2 separate regions of the Homo sapiens genome follow, and region 2 is linked to region 1. A link is an interaction called in ENCODE POLR2A ChIA-PET data of the cell type or tissue named here. Cell type or tissue: HepG2. All regions are shown on one strand. Links, peaks and the distances in the headings refer to the core of each region. The heading gives the core; the rest is flanking DNA.

Region 1 (8,932 bases), core at 709-8,708:
GCTGATGCCTTGATCTTAGACTTCCTAGCCTCTAGACCTGTGAGAAATACATTTCTGTTGTTTTTAAATTGCCCATTTTCAGGTATTTTATTATAGCAGCACAAAATGGACGAAGACACTGAGTCAAGAAGGAGGGATGGGACCCAAGCTAGCACCACAAAGAAAAATACAGCCAGCAAATTATCCTAATACATTGGACTCTTTGTTCATTCATTGACTCTTTGTTAATATTCATATTGAAGGCATAAGACAGAACCCCAGACAGAGAATGACAGCGGTGGGAGGAAAAAGAAGATCAGGACCTTATCAGATGATAAGGTGGAATCTGGGCAAAGAAATGAAGGACATAAGGGAGTGTGAGTGTGAGCCATGCGGGAATCTGGAGAAAATGCATACAGGCAAAGGAAACAGCAAATGGAAAAAAAAAAAAAAGCTGGGATGGGGGGCAGTGAGAGTATACTTGGTATGTTTGCAGAATAGCAAGGAAAATTATGTGCCTGGAGTACACTGAGAGAAATAAATAATGGTAGGATGTGAGGTCAGAGAGGTATTTCAGGGCCAAATCATGTGCTATCTTGTAGAACTCTGTGAGGATTTTGTATTTTATTATGGTAAGATGAAAAGCTATATGAGGATTTGAGTTGAAGAGTAACAAGAACTGTCATAAGTATTGAAAAAGATCACTCTGGTTGCTGTATTTAAAATAGATTGTAGGGTTTGGAGCAAAAGCAGGGAGACTAGTTAATGGGCAGTTGTAATAATGTAAGTGGGAGAGGATGGTGATTGGAGTAGGGTGGTGGTAGAGGCAGTGGAGACAGTGGTTAGATGATGGGTCTATATTGAAGGAAATGCCGCGCATTCCTTCCCTGCTTCCCATTGGCAATTTCATCTTTACTCCATTCTTGGACAACCTCAGGATATTACAGCATAGGCTGCAAGAGAAGCCAGTCAAGAAAGCAACCTGAAAGAATTTGGAAGCTCCATCAAAGGCCCATACATAGATGCAGGCCATAGTCTTACCTCTCCAGGTTTATTTGAATAGTGCACCAAGCTTAAAAAGTGTTTTGCAGCACCTCTACTCGTGGAAAGAGAAACCCTTATATACTGGATTAAAGTCTGTGATTACCAAAGGATAGCCTAGCTGCCCACCACCACACAAAGGACAAACGCTTCCCTTCAAAGCTCCAAATTCACCAAATGGTGTTCTAAGTTATCTTGCCTTTGTCCAAGATAACTATTGTAGAAGGAATTAAATCATTCTCTTTGTTATATTCTAAATGATCACATACACTGGGGCCTAATTTTGGACTTTCTAGTCTGTGTTTTTCATTAGCTCTGACTATTCCTGCACGAGTATCTGTTTTTTGTTGTTGTTATTGTTGTTTTAAGACGGAGTCTTGCTCTGTCTCCCAGGCTGGAGTACAGTGCAGTGGCGCGATCTCAGCTCACTGCAAGCTCCACCTCCCGGGTTCACGCCATACTCCTGCCTCAGCCTTCGGAGTCGCTGGAACTATAGGCGCCTGCCACCACGCCCGGCTAATTTTTTTGTATTTTTAGTAGAGACGGGGTTTCACCGTGTTAGCCAGGATGGTCTTGATCTCCAGACCTCGTGATCCACCCACCTCAGCTTCCCAGAGTGCTGGGAGGCGTGAGCCTACAGGCGTGAGCCACCTCGCCTGACTGTATCTGTTTTAATTACTGTGATTTATATTTTAAATTCCCACCTCATGTTCTTTTTTGGCAGTTTCCTGGATATTCTTCCATATTTATTTTTCCAAATAAAATTTAGGATTATTTTGTATTTAGTTTTAAAAAATGCAGTTGGGATTTTGGTTGAGGTTGCATTGTAAAGATTAATTTAGGGAGAACTTCCATATTACAGTTTTGAGTCATCCTCAAGAACAAGGGATAGCTCTCCATTTACTTGAGACTACTTTTCCTTGGAAGAAAAATATGCCTATTTGGGATACAAATCTTACCTCTCACTTCAACTTATTTTCTCTTCATCAATGCACTTATTTAGCAGAAAATCTTATTCTAATTCAACAGCTAATTAGAAAAATACAATTTAATTTAAAAACCCCAAATTCTATAAGTTGTATAACTATTTCTGAATCACAAGGATGCTAGGCCTTCCTGGTACTTACAAGTCTTGTATGTTTTCTCCAGTCACAAATGGACTCAAGGGTTCCAGATGAAGTTACTGAATTCATCAAGAGGTGAATGTCCTGTTGGCCAGCTTGTAACTACTCTCCTGCTCTTCGAAGCTCTTTCAGGGCTGGCCCATTTAAGAGGCTAAAGGTCATCTCTAGTTCCCCCACAAAACCAGAAGCCACCAGGAACTTCTATAGCTTTTACACCTCAAACTGCATAGGATTAATCTTTCCACTTTGGATTGCTACTGGAAAATTTCACCTAACCAGCATGGAGCTGAAGTCACTACAAATGCATTGCCTCTAACTTCAGTTAGATCTTCAGCAACAAATGTTTTATATTTTCCTCAATTTCCTCTCCTAGGAGAGTGGGACTAGAGACTCGAGATTCATGACATTACTATTCTAAACTTTCACCACTCTTTTCAAGGTCTCTCTCTCAGTAGATGATCTTGACCCCATTTTCACAGAGAACAGTGGTGCCATCAAATGTATGTTTCTTATTTCCCTCCTCTCAAAGACGTATTTTTCTTTCCCTTCTGACTCCTGTCTTAGTAGGTGTTCTTCCTTTTGTCCAAAACAAATCCCTTTTCCTATGTATTGATCCTATCCTTATCTGTCTCTTTCAGAATACTGCTGTCAAATTTTCCTCTTTCATTTATTGCCAAATTTCCTTGTCAACGGTCTCCTTTATTTCTGTATATAAATATTAAGTCTTTCCTATCTTAAAAAGTCTCTCCTATATTCTTCTATGAATAGCTGTTTTTAGATACCTTTATGGTACACCTTTTAGATAATCATTAGCAACACATCACTACCTGCTTTCAGTCCTGGATTCACTGCCATCTGGACTGAGAACACCTCAAGCCACTACAAGGTCAAAAATAACCTTCTAATGGCCAAAGACAGCGGACATGTTTTGATTCTCAACTTGACCTTGACATGGCATTTGACAATGCTGACGACTCTCTTCTTCACGTTTTCTTCTTTGGTTCAACTTTTCTCCTTGGCTTCTCTCTACTTGTTATTTCAAACTTACTTTGTGCTTTTCTTCTTTTCTTTTTTCTTTCTTATTTATTTATTTATTTTTTTTTTGAGACAGAATCTCACTTTGCTGCCCAGGCTTGACTGCAGTGGCACAATCTGGGCTCACTCCAACCTCTGCCTCCCAGGTTCAAGTAATTCTTCTGCCTCAGCCTCCCAAGTAGCTGGCACTACAGGCGCGTGCCATCACACCCGGCTAATTTTTGTATTTTTAGTAGAGACAGGGTTTCACCATATTGGCCAGGCTAATCTCGAACTCCTGACCTTGTGATCCACCCGCCTCGGCTTCCCAAAGTGCTGGGATTACAGGCATGAGCCACCGTGCCTGGCCTACTTTGTGCTTTTCAAACCAATTGTTTTCTTCATGGTGAAAAATCCTTATCTTCTTTTCTGTGCAAAAAAAAAAAAAAAAAAAAATCCAACTGCCCACATGAAAAAGCTCCATCTGAATGTGCCACAGGCATCTCAAATTCAGTGTGTTCAAAATTGAACTCATTATATTTTCCAACCAGCCTCCTTCTCCTAATGTATGCCTTCTCTTGAAAAGTAACACCACCATTCTTCTATTGGTTGAGCTATTATCCTCAACCAATCTTTGACTCTATCCCCCTATTTTCATTCACTCATTAAATCCTTCTGCATATACCTCTTAAAGGTCTTACCACATTTTTTTTCCTCCTCCTCATTCCAATTGCCTCTGCCTTGGTTCAGGCCCTCATCACCTCCCCTTAACTTGATGTCCTCCCTGTAGTCTGTCTTCCCTCAAGTTCATCCTCTACACTACTGTGACAGCCTCCTGAAAGGTAAATCTGCTCATGCTTTACCCCTTTGGAAGGTATTAATGGTTTCCATGCTCTGACTCCTGCCTACCTCACATGCTCATCAGCCACAACCTCCACAGAGGACCCTAGGTTCAGGCCACAACTATAGTTCTCTGGAACTGAATGGATGTTTCTGTACTTTGGCATGGGCTGTTTCCTCTCCCTAAAATGTCCTTTTCCCTTGGCTGTATGGCATACTCCATACTTCCCTAAAGATTTAAATCAAAGATCTTCTCTTTGAAGACTTTCATTCTCTCTGGTAGTATTATAAGCATTCTCTTTCTTGTGATTCTGGTTAGGGCTTGCACATACTCTTTGTATAGCACTTGTCACACTGTAAAACAATGTTTACGGGCCTTTCTTCCCTACTAGGTTACATGTTCATTGAAGGCAGAAACTGTGAACCTATCACAGGTTCACTGTCTGGCACATGCTAGTTGTTAAAAAAATTGTTTAATGGGTTAATTGTCATGCCACAGGCATATGGTATAATTTAAAGACATAATCGTTCTCCATGACCAGAGTATAATGATAGAGTAAAAAGGACCATGGTTTCTGTCTGCCGTGAGAGTTGGTTAGGATGTCATTCTGAGAAAACTTTTTTTTTCTCTGCCCAGTAGAAGTCCTGTATGGGTCAAATTATTTCCTCCTTTGGGTATAAAAGGATCAGAATCCATCAGTTACCACTGATGGTCCAAATAAACCCCCTACACTCTCTAGATGAGCAGTGTCAGGTTTGGTTAGGGAGCACTTGGTTTTTCCAGCCCAGAATCTTAATTGGTGCAGTAAAATCTGCATAGTTGGCTGTAGGCCACCCTCCCTTTCCTTCTCTTGAACTTTGTTCTGGTACCCTGACTGCCTCAGTAAAGCCACCTCACTGTCTTTCATCATTATCATCACCATTGCACCATTACGGAGTTCCCTTGACCTCAACTTTGCTTCACTGGCGTCTTCCCCTTGGTATGGCTTGGAAGGAAAAAGAGGGGATCAAAGACTCCCGGTGATGTACGCCCGAAGGCCACCAGGTGACGGATTCTGACCTTATCACAGAGAGAGGGTGGATTCCGGGGCAATCCGATTCAAGTCCGAGTCCACTCCGATTTCCCAATCCCTGTCTTGCAGCAGAAGGTAGGAAACCCTCTCCCGCCCCAGGCCTGGTGTGTACAGACTGCCTGTGGCGGTTGCCTAGGTAACCTGATCTCCGCCTCCGGCGACCTCCGGGTGGGGAGGAGGAGAAAAGGGGCGGGGAGGGGGATAAAAGGGTGGGGGGGAAGCGGAGGCCGACCCGGGTTTGCATCACGTGGTGGCGACCTCCAACCAATCAGCGGAAGCAGGGGTCCAACCGGAAGACCCCACCTGGGGCTCCTGGGAAACGGCGGGAGCTTCTCGCTGGCAGGTTTTTCTGTACCTGCGCTTATCTTTTCACTTACCTTCGCCAGTTCGCGGAACGTGACTGAAAGCAACGCGTTATGGGCAAGGTGGTGGGGACTTATTCGTTACCTCCTCCAGTCTCGCTCTCTCCCATTCATTATCTTTAGCTCTCGGGTCCTGGAAGCGCGGAGCCTCTCTGGCCTTGAGCCCCGAGGGCATGGCCCTGTGATGTCACAAGGTGGCGTGACAGCCGGGACGAACCCCGACCCCCAGCGCGGCATCCTTCCCGCGGCCAGCGACCACCGCCTCCCGGGAAGGTGGCTGACCACAGCCGCAAGCCGCTGCGCGCCCGGCAAGCCGAATGGAAGGACGGCGCGGGCAAACGAACGCCCAGTGAGGTCCAGAGAAGAGAGGGACCTTCCGAGGGTCTTCTAGTCGATCTCGGACAGGCTTTTGAGTGCCTTTTAAGCATTCCAAAATTTTCAGGAGACAACAGTAATTTACAAAATAGAGTAGAATTAAAAGGGGGGAAAGGGGAGACTTTTCAGAGTGGGCAGAGAGGCTGAGAAATGAACTTAGTAAAAGGCAAACCAAAGCAACCGCAGGTCTCGTGTCGTTCTCTGGATCTGCGCAGTCCAGCAGGGTGAGCCGCTACCCACAGACTCGCAGGGCCCATGATCGCTTGAAATGTGGCTTGTCCAAATTGACATGTGCTGTAAGGTACGCATTGTATTTTGAAGGCTTAGTATGAAAAAAATAAACTCTTTCGTTATTAATCTTCATATTGATTAAATGTTGAAATAATATTTTTGATACATTGGGTTAAATAAAAAATATTGTTAAAATTATTGTTTCTATTTTGAAAATGCGGCTGTTAGATAAATTTTAAATTGCATGTATGACTTGAATTATGTTTCTTTTGGACTGTGCTCTCTTTTATGTGGTTCAGTCGGTTTGTGTAGAATAGTTGTGATGTTAATGCAAAATATTGTCTGTAGTGCTTCTTTCTGTCACCAGATGGCCACCTCATTAAATAGACTATAGTTTTGAACTGCTTTCCCAAGAAAAAGTTCAGATTTTAGGAATATTCTCATTTAACAATTGTCAACAATTTCAGCATATTTGCCTTTATTCAATTAACTTTATCTGTAATATAGACCGTTTGTAAAGATACATAAACAAAAATTAACTGGTTTTCCCTCTACATTCTTATTTCACAGAAAATTGTTTCTATCTGTCATTAATAGATAATTCGAAATAAGCTAATTAAAGTTATTTGTGGCTTAGGGGTTTCAAACTAATGCCAGAAAAGTCAGATTCATAGTTTTTACTTTTACTATTATCTTCTCTGAAATGTAGTTGAACAAGGTGACCTGTCTTTGGGGAAGTTTTCTTCATAGAGTATAAAGATGAATTAGAACATAATAGTTGAGATTTCTACACTTCTAGACATAGAAATTTGAACAGAAACCAGTTCAGCGAATTATCTACACTAAGTTTCTTAATTTGAGGGGTCCAGCTCTGGGATGAAAGTATAAACATTATCAAAGTATATTTTTAGGAATCTATTGGGATTTTCCTGACCAGTGAAAGACTAGGAGAGAGCTAACAGTTTTCTTTACATGATATAAACAAATAATTTTAAGATTGTTATTATTCTAGGTAAAGCTCAAGGATCTGGCCAGTCAGCAACTGAGTCTGAGTTCTTGCATAGCTGTAGACTTAAGAACTATTGGTGACTTGCCAAAATAAAGCCTTTGTCCACAGGGTAAGTCTTAAGAGAATCACCTTCTGTTCACATATTCGAAATGTTGTTTGAAGCAAAAGATGCTTACAGTTAAAAGCCATAGAAGCAATGCAAAAAGAGTGATCATTTTTGTTAATCTCCTTTTCTCACTTTAAAGTAGCTTTATTATAAGGTTTTATGTCTGAACAAAAAACGCTGGAAATTGAAACTACTGAAGAGTCAAGCAAATTAAGTAATCATCTAATTGAAATAAGACTTCACTTTATTCACCTCTGATCATACTAGACAAAGGCCAAGCCATATTAATTTAAATCTATTTATTTATGGGTAAAGGCATCTTGAATCTGAAAACAACTGGAAAGAGATATTACCACTAATTATAGCAAATTTGCTATATCATATCCTGAATTAAAGAATCACTTATTTTAACAAAATAGAGGTGACTTTGCAGACCCAAATAAGAAAATCTTGAATTACATAGTTATTTGTTAATTAGAACCTTTTAAATAGATTGTTAAATTTATTTTTCAAAGCAGCCCTATCCTTATTGGTAGAGAACTGTGGAGACATCTAATTTCAATTCTCCCTTTTAATAGTGCCTTTACTTCCAGAGAACCAAGTCTGGAGGTTTTAAATGCTAATTCGATTTTTATATTTGTGTAGACATTTGATCCTTATGTAAATGAGTCCTTTCCAGCTAATGATTTTATCTGTAAAAATTTACTGTTTCACATTTAAATTTGATATATCATAAAAATCACAAATGCATCACTACTTAGGGTTTACTTTGTCACTGGAAGATATAATTATGTGGTGCTTATAAAGTCATCAACAGAGGCCCTCTTGTTATTGATGCCTAGCAACACATGTGTATTAAGATCCATTTAAAAGTTAGGGATTATTCTGAAGTAAAGTTTTAATTAGACCAACAGAACGCTATTTCTAATGGGTCTACCTAAAAATGCTAAATAGCCTTTGTTCATGATTTGTTGATATATAATTAATGGATAAGCTTTTCTTAAAAGGCAGCCAGAATGGAATTTTAAGAAGACATTGCCTCTGTTTCAGATATATTTGTACTTAGCTCTAAGGCAACAAATTGAGGATAGTGAATTTAAGTGGGGGTAGTAGTCTTAATTCCTTGGAGAGCTCACCAGTTCTTTGTGTCGGAGAAGTCTTTCCTCTCTTCCTCTTTTATTTTCTGTCCTTTAGACCTTAGGCTTATAACGTTGATTATATTTCTCAGGTTGAAGCACATCATCATCATTGGTCTATACAAAAGCCTTCTCTTATTTTTTCTCCAGTTTTTTTTATCCAGCCCCCACCCTTATCCCAACCATATTTAATGTTTCTTATACACTTTTAGTTATGTATTTATCTTTGAAAAACAGGCAGTGTTATTTGTGTGTCTATTTTTAATTTTCATAAGTGGTATCACGCTATAAATTTTATTCTGATCCTTTTTTATTCCATGCTATTTTAAGATCTATCCACATTTTTATATGTTCATCTAGTTCATAGATTCCTATTGTCAGCTATGAGAGCTAGCTGGGGTGCCAGTAGGAATATAGCACATTTTCCATTGTGTACTCTAGGTCCCTGTCTCTGTTGCTGGAGGTGAAGGGTAGAGCTAAATGGAGGGAATAAATGGAAGCAGAATGCCACAGGACTGATTACCTCTAGATGGCTCTAGAAAGTGATCTTCAGGGTGTTTTTGTTTTTGTTTTGTTGTTGTTGTTTGTTTTTTTAGCAGTGCAAGGATTGTGTGTATGTTGACAGGTTGTCAAATCATTAGT
Region 2 (8,932 bases), core at 412-8,411, 1.6 Mb after region 1:
AACTTTAGGCCAGGCGCGGTGGCTCACGTCTGTAATCCCAGCACTTTGGGAGGCGAGGTGGGCGGATCACGAGGTCAGGTCAGGAAATCGAGACCATCCTGGCTAACACGGTGAAACCCCGTCTCTACTAAAAATACAAAAAAAATTAGCCAGACGTGGTGGCGGGCGCCTGTAGTCCCAGCTACTCGGGAGGCTGAGGCGGGAGAATGGCGTGAACCCAGGAGGCGGAGCTTGCAGTGAGCCGAGATTGCACCACTGCACTCCAGCCTCTACGACAGAGCAAGACTCCGTCCCAAAAAAAAAAAATAAAAAAGAAGAAAGAAAGAAAGAAACTTTAAAAAAAATCATAATTACATAGATGCTTTCTCAAATTTTTTGCTTTTACTACTTTTTTTTTTTTTTTTGAGACTGAGTCTCACTCTGTCCCCCAGGCTGGAGTGCAGTGGCGCGATCTCAGCTCACTGCAAGCTCCGCCTCCCGGGTTCACGCCATTCTCCCGCCTCAGCCTCCCCAGTAGCTGGGACTACAGGCACACGTCACCACGCCCGGCTAATATTTTTGTATTTTTAGTAGAGATGGGGTTTCACCATGTTAGCCAGGATGGTCTCCATCTCCCGACCTTGTGATTCACCTGCCTCAGCCTCCCAAAGTGCTGGGATTACAGGCGTGAGCACCGCGCCTGGCCTTTAGTACATATTTTAAAAAATCATACTACTTGGCCGGGCGCGGTGACTCCCGCCTGTAATCTCAGCACTTTGGGAGGCCGAGGCGGGCGGACCACCTGAGGTCGGGAGTTCGAGACCTGCCTGACCAACATGGAGAAACCCTGTCTCCACTAAAAATACAAAATTAGCCAGGCATGGTGGCACACGCCTGTAATCTCAGCTACTCGGGAGGCTGAGGCAGGAGAATCTCTTGAACCCGGCAGGCAGAGGTTGCAGTGAGCAGAGATTGCGCCATTGCACTCCAGCCTGGACAACAAGAGCAAAACTTCGTCTAAAACAAACAAACAAACAAAATCGTACTACTTGACTATATTTAAACATTTCAAGGAAATGGGGTAAGGAATTTTACAATTTATCCCTAATATTCTCCTAATCACTAACAATATATTATTTTGATAATTGTATAGGTTTAACTTTTGAGACTGTATTCTGATTTTAGCATCCAACATTTATAGTTTATTAAAAAGAAAATGCTCTCAGAAGGTACCTCATTGCCCCAGGTTATGAATAAAATAAGATATAATCTTTACTTCAGACACTTAACATCCATATTCACTTAACAAGAAAGCATACATATGTACCCAAAAACAATTATCAAGATTTAGTACTAATTTTCACAATTCTAGATACTTTTTTCCATTCTAACAGAATAAGTCAGTGTTAACAAAAAGAAATTCTACATTACATTCATTTGATATCTTAGAATTTTTTAATTGGTTACCTATGAAATTATAATCCTGAATTATTTTCTGAAAAGGTTGTTTTATTAGCAAACACTTTGCCTTCAAATCCTACGCTTACCTTTAATGAATAAGTTTTTTGAAAGAAAATTATATAAAAGCTTTCAACATGTTAAATATTTATTTACTTCAATCAGTTCTCCCTCTTAGACTACAGATACCTAGCTTAGATTCTTTTACATGCAGGAGACAATGTGGAAAAAATTAAAAACTCCCGAAGCACATACTCAAAGAACCATGATTCTAAAAAAGCAGCTGTGCTATACACAGTCAATGATCCAGAAATTAATGACTAGCTGCAGGCACAATGACAGGTTAAAACACAACATCCTCCAATGATTACATCACTGATCTGCACTTGAGTAATAGGGTGCTAAATATTTGATATAAAAACTATGATTCATATAGTGTCAAGTCTAAAAAATTAACCACTGTTCTCTTAAAGTTTTTAAATCATTAAATTATCACAAACCAAACAATATAATTCTTGTTAGTATTAGTATCTGTAAGTATAAGATTTCAAAAAGAATAAAACCTGAAAGGTTTTCAACTTTTCTTAATGCCTACAATACCAAAGATGACGATACTAGACACACACACACATTTAAATGGAGGTATGAAAAAGGAAAATGTGAATGTAAGACCAACACTCCAAAATTTATATAACAAAATATTTTCTATAATGTTTTATCATTAATCAATGGCAGCCCTAAACCAAAATGTTCTGATGAAAAATTTCAACAATTTCAACATTTTAAACAAAATATTTCAGCAATTTTTGAATTTCAACAATTCAAAAATTTCAATAATCACTTTGAAATAAAATCAGATTTTTGGAAGGAAAAATTCATTTCACTTAAATATACCTTATCATGGATAGAAATTTTTTTTTAAAAAAAGAGATTGCTCAAAAGGGGATTATGATACAAACAACTATTTTACAGTTTTATATAGGAACCCTCCCAACCTTAAGTGAACAAAAAGAAATAATTTAAGATTTATTTATTTATTTAGAGACAGAGTCTCATTCTGTCACCCAGGCTGGAGTGTAGTGGCATGATCTTGGCTCACTGCAACCTCGGCCTCCCAGATTCAAGTGATTCTCGTGCCTCAGCCTCCCAAGTAGCTGGGATTACAGGTGCACGTCACCAGGCCCGGCTAACTTCTGTATTTTTAGTAGAGACGGGGTTTCACCATGTTGACCAGGTTGGTCTCAAACTCCTGGCCTCAAGTGTTCCACCCACCTTGGCCTTCCAAAGTGCTGGGATTACAGGTGTGAGCCACTGAACCCAGACTAAGATTTTTTTAATTCACAAAATTATACAAATGTATGTTGGGTACTTTATAAATTTGTAATTTTGCAAGATTTTCTGAAAGAGAAATAGAAAACCCAACAATGGGGGGCAGGGGTGTGATGGCTCACACCTGTAATCCTGGTGCTTTGGGAAGCCAAGGCAGGAGAATCCCTTGAGTCCAGGAGTTGGAGACCAGCCTGGCTAACACAGCGAGACCCCGTCTTTACAAAAAAAAAATTAAAAATTAGCTGGGTATGGTGGCAGGTGCTTGTAGTCCTAACTACTTGAATGGCTGAGGTAGGAGGATCACATGATCCCAAGAGTTCAGGGATGCAGGGAGCTATAATTGCCACTGCAGTCCAGCCTGGGCAACAAAGTGAGACCCTGATTCTATATTTCTATGTTTTTTATAAAACCAACAACATTATGAACTTATCAATCATGACATCCCTGATGATCAAAACCATGAAGAAGCTCCATCTAAAAGAAAGTTCCTCTCTTAACTTCCATCTTAGAGCTCTCATCTAAAAGAACATAACATTTGTAGGCACTGAAGAGTATAATTTTTGTAAGAGTGAAATAATTAATGTTGTATATAGCAAGTCTAGCTTCTTTTTAGTTCAGTCTTCTATAGCATGCTAAGAGGAAAAAAAGTCAGACTACAAGGATTTAATAATTCTATGAAATGTCTTATATTTTCCAAAAATGGCTTTTGAATAGATTGTTCATTGAGTCTAGCAGAACATACATATAACCAAAAGTGGTATCTCTGTTACTATGTTAGGTATTTTGACAGTTAATTTTAGATGTGAACTTGACTGAATTAAGGAATACCTAGAGAAGTGGTAAAGCAATTACTTCTGGGTGTGCCAGAGGAAACTGGCACATGTGCCAGTGAACCAGGTGGGGAAGATTCACTCTCACTGTGGGCAAGTACCATCCAATTGGCCGGAGGCCCAGACAGAACAAAAAATGAGAGAAAGGGATTTCCTCTCTCTCCTGGAGCTGGGACACTCTTCTCCTTCTGCCCTTGGACATCAGAACTCCAGGCTCTTTGGCTATGGGACTCTGCACCTTATACCAGCAGTCCCTCAGATCTTCTCAAGGCTTTGGCCTGGGACTAAGAATTATATCCTCAGCTTCCCTGGTTCTAAGGCTTTCTGACTTGGATAGAGCCTAGCTATTGGCATCTCAGGTCTCCAGCTTACAGAGAACCTGTCATGGTCATTCTCAGTCCTCATAGTATGATGAGCAAATTTCTCTAATACTGGGGTCTGCAACCCCCAGGTCACAAACCTGTACCAGTCCATGGCCTGTTGGTAACCGGACCGGACAGCAGGTTAGCGGTGGGCAAGCAAGCATTACCACCTGAGCTCCACCTCCTATCAGATCAGCAGTGGCATTAGATTCTCATAGGAGCGCAAATGCCTGTGAACTGCACAAGCGAGGGATCTACCAATAGGTTGTGCATTCCTTATGAGATGCTAATGCCTGATGATCTAAAGAGGAAGAGTTTCATCCCGAAACCATCCCCCAGCACTTCCATCCATGGAAAAATTGTCTCTCACGAAACCGGTCCCTGGTGCTAAAAAGGCTGGGGACCACTGCTCTCAGAAATCCCCTCTTGTATCAATCTGTCTATCTATCATCTATCTATATCTTATTGGTTCTCTCTAGAGAATCCTAATAGGGATTAAAATATTAAAATCTATTAAGAGGAAAATGACAAAGCTGAGACTTTCACAGTAACACCAACCATACTAAACACATTAGACAAAGTAATGCCAATGCAAACAAACACACAAATCCTAACCCTAATCAGCTAGAATTCAAATAAAAGGATCTGATCAACTACTAAATACAAAGACCCATTTCCCTGTTATCACAGCACTGATACTGAAAGATAGTAAAATAATAACAGTAAATTAATTTTATCTGTCTATAAATATAATTGGCTATCACTTATTAAGCTTCTACCATGTCCTAATCCTCACAACAGCCTCTACAAAGTAGGAACCATTATCCTCCTTTTATAGGTAAAGAAACAGAATCAGAAAGTTAACTGATGAGCTACAATTTAGTTAAGGGGATATCAAAAGACATAATAGGCATGAAACAGAAGTATAAAATGAAGTCTGAGAAAGAAGTCATGAATTCTGACTTTGGAAAATTAAGTATCATTATTGTTATATCCATGTACAGCAGTTATGATTAACAAAATTATAGAATTCTTCACATAATGAAGCAAACATTTTAAAATTTAAAACATACGGATGCCCTAGGTAAGGCCAGTAGTTTTTTTAAAAAAAAATTATTTATTTCACCGGGCACGGAGGCTCATGCCTGTAATCCCAGCACTTTGGAAGGCAGAGGCAGGTGGATCACTTGAGCTCAGGAGTTCGAGACTGGCCTGGCTAACATGGCGAAACCCCGTCTCTACTAAAAATATAAAAATTAGCCAGGGTGATGGTATATGCCTGTAATCCCAGCTACTTGGGAAACTGAGGCAGGAGAATCATTTGAACCTGGGAGGTGGAGCTTACAGTGAGCCAAGATCGCGCCACTGCTCTCCAGCCTGGGCAACAAAGCGAGACTCCATCTCAAAAAAAAAAAAAAAAATTTAACATTAATAGTATGTATTTATCTTATACAACATGTTTTGAAATATGTATACATTGTGGAATGGCTAAGCAAGCTAATTAACATGTGGATCACTTCACAGGCTTATTTTTTTGTGTGTGGTGAGAACACTCAAAATCTACTCTCTTAGCAATTTTCAAGTATGCAATACATTGTTATTGGCTAAAACCATCATGTTGTACAATGGAGCTCTTGAACTTATTCCTTCTAACTGAAATTTTGTATCATTTAACCGACATTTACCTAATCCCTCACCCCCCGCCCACCCCAACCAAGCTGCCCCCACCCCTGATAACCAACACTCTACTCTCTAATAAGAGTTTGACTTTTTAAGTGAGATCATATGGTATTTGTCTTCCTGTGCCTGGCTTATTTCACTTGGCATAATGTCCCCTGGATTCAACCATGTTGTAAGAAATGTCAGGATTTCCTTCTTTTTAAAAGTTGAATAGTATTCCATTATGTATATATATCACATTTTCTTTATACATTCATCTGCTCATAGAGACTTAAATTTATCCCATATCTTGGCTATTGTGAATAGTGCTGCAATAAACATGGGAATACAGATACATCTCTGACATACTAGTTTAATTCTTTGGTTATATACCCAGGAGTGGGATTGCTGGATCATATGGTAGTTCTATTTTTAATTTTTTGAGGAACTTCTATGCTATTTTCCATGATGGCTATACTAATTTACTTTCCCACCAATGGCGGGCAAGGATTCCCTTTTCTCCATATCCTTGCCAGTGCTTGTAACCTTTTATCTTCTTGATAATAGCCATTCTAGCAGGTGTGAGGTAAAATCTCTTTGTAGTTTGAATTTGCATTTCCCTGATGATTACTGATGTTGAACAGTTCTTTACATACCTGTGGGCCATTTGTACGTCTGCTTTTGAGAAATTTCTATTCAGGTCCTTTGCCTATTATTTTCATTTATTTTTTTTTAGATTGGAGTCTTGCTCTGTCGCCCAGGCTGGAGTGCAGTGGCATGATCTTGGCTCACTGCAGCCTCCGCCTCCAGGGTTCAAGCATTTCTCCTGCCTCAGCCTCCCAAGTAGCTGGGATTACAGGCATGTACCACCACACCCAGCTAATTTTTGTATTTTTAGTAGAGATGGGGTTTCACCATGTTGGCCAGGCTGGTCTCGAACTTCTGACCTCAAGTGAACCACCTGTCTCGGCCTCCCAAAGTGCTGGGATTACAGGCGTGAGCCACCGTGCCCAGCCTTTTGCCCATTTTAAAAATTGGGTTGTTTTCTTGCTATCGAGTTGTTTAAGTTCCTTATAAATTCTGGATATGAACCCCGTATTAAATACAGAGTTTGCAAATATTTTTTCCAATTATGAAGGTTGTCTTTTCACTCTCTGGATTGTTTCTTTTGCTGTGTGGAAGCTATTTAGTTTGATGTAATCCCAGGTGTCTAGTTTTGCTTTTCTGCCTGTGCTTCTGGGGTCATTAAAAAAAAAAAAAAAAATCAATGCCCGGGCCAGTGTCATAAAGCCTCTTCCCCTATGTTTTCTTCTAGTGGTTTGACAATTTCAAGTCTTAAGTCTTTGATCCACTTTGATCCAGTTAGTTTTTGTATATCGAGTGAGATGAGGGTCTACTTCCATTCTTCTGCATGTAGATATCCAGTTTTCCCAACACCATTTACGAAGAGACTGTCCTTTCCCCAGTATGTGCTCCTGGCACCCTAGTCAAAGATCAAATGACCATAAATAGGTGGATTTATTTCTGGGGTATCTATTCTGTTCCACTGATCTATGTGTCTATTTTTGTGCCAGTATCATGATATTTTGATTACTATAGCTTTGTAGTATATTTTGAAATCAGGTGGTATGTCTCCAGTTTTGTTCTTCTTGATCAAGATTGCTTTAGCTTCAATAGTTCTGTTATTCATAGAATCAACTGTGATAACTATAGAAGTCCCTCAGCAGCTAAGGTAAAAACAAAAAAACAAAAAAAAACAAAAAAAAACTCCAGGAATCTGAAAATTTAAGAAATTAACACTCAAATACATAATTACATTAAGAAAATATCATGGGAATACTAAGTCTTAGGGAAGGCCATTTAAAAAATGAGTTAAAGCCTATGATAGGATTAAACACTTTTTTTTGTTTACTACTTTATTTCTTAATGAATTATCTTCTAGTCAGTAGAAGAGCCACCTGGGTTTGAAAACATTTTGTGGTTGATTTTGATTATAACATTTGTCATAAGCGAGTCTGACTACATTAAAAACCTTATAAACCTGCAGGACATTCTACAAAATTTAATTAATTCACCAGTTGAATCTAAACCTCCTCTACTCAATATTAACTAGAACTTACACAAAATCTGATATAACCGATGTTCAAAACAGTAACTACAAGGTACAAAATAATCTGAATCTTAAGCACTTCTTGTTACAAAAACATTAATACAGATGATAGATTTTAGTGCTAAACTTGATAAATGATCTGTGTGTGTACATTTTCAAAGTTAATTACTAGAATTACTGAAATTTCTATCCTTTAACTTTTCCTTACTTTTCAAGTATATGTTTTTATATTACAAAAAGGCAAAACAGAGAGTACCTTCAAAATGTCTTACTGACAGTTGTATTTACCAGGAGTTAGTGGTAACATTTAACTGGACATATTAATTCCTTTTTTAAAAAACATAACTAGAGATTTGGGCTGGATAGAGGTATGAATTCTAATCCCAATTTTAACACCTTTTGAATGACTGAACAGATAACACACTTCCACATATTACAGATTCCTTATCTTTAATGGCAAGGATAACAACTATCAATGAGTAAACTATGGTAGGAATGGTAGGAAGAGGAAATATTTCTATTGCTCAAAAAACAGAAACAAAAAAATCCCCTTGAGTTGGTGCTGTTTACTATTCAACATTAAAGGGGAAGCTGAGAGCAGTGGCTCATGCCTGTAATCCCAACACTTTGGGAGGCTAAGGCGGTAAGACTGCTTGAGCCCAGGAATTCAGGGCTGCAGGAAGCTACAATAGTGCTACTGAACAAAAGCCTGGGCAACAGAGCAAGATCCTGTCTCTAAAACGAACAAACAAACAAGAAATAAACCATTAGAGGGTAAGATATTACCAGATTTTTTAAAAACTGAGTCATACTATATCCATAATCTCTTTCAAAATTGGTTAATCATGTTTAACAGAAGGGAAATTGATACCTGTATTATGCAAGAAGAAGTTAATATCACTGACTCTAATGATAACTTTAGATCACTAATGATCATAACTCCTATTTGATCCAAACCAGCAATGTGGTATCCTCTTGTTTTATTTTTAATAATCTGACATAATTTCTGGTATCTCATGAAACCAAAAAAGGTAACACACGTCATAAACACTCTGAATAATTTTCTGACTATACCCATGTAATACTTTGCTAGGAACTAGAAATCAAAAAAAATTCCAGAAAAGAGCAATTACACCTAATAGGTAGGTAGTAGGTACTCACTGAAAGAAAAATACAGGATGTTCATGACCCAAGAGGTTTTACAT

Evidence for each region. Peaks named below come from ENCODE experiments on the same cell type or tissue, not always from the same donor. Only the 100,000 strongest peaks of a DNase experiment are listed, where the experiment ranks them.
Region 2: POLR2A ChIA-PET joins it to region 1 with 5 read pairs; 2 of 35 experiments call an interaction of 5 or more read pairs at or near these places.

The regions. Positions count from the first base shown.
Region 1 is chr14:59,916,400-59,925,331 of GRCh38, reverse strand. LRRC9 (leucine rich repeat containing 9) reads right to left here and starts at 5,188. Exons shown (of 33, transcript NM_001395648.1): 1 at 5,059-5,188. RefSeq lists an enhancer at 4,829-6,028. In HepG2, for the core only: a CTCF peak has its summit at 6,405; DNase peaks (open chromatin) are centred at 5,161 and 6,401; H3K4me3 peaks cover 1,681 bases.
Region 2 is chr14:58,308,665-58,317,596 of GRCh38, reverse strand. The region is part of intron 5 of ARID4A (AT-rich interaction domain 4A); the gene reads right to left. Among named protein-coding and RNA genes, the nearest start is that of ARID4A, 15 kb to the right of the region's middle. In HepG2, for the core only: no CTCF peak of the experiment used is centred there; no DNase peak of the experiment used is centred there.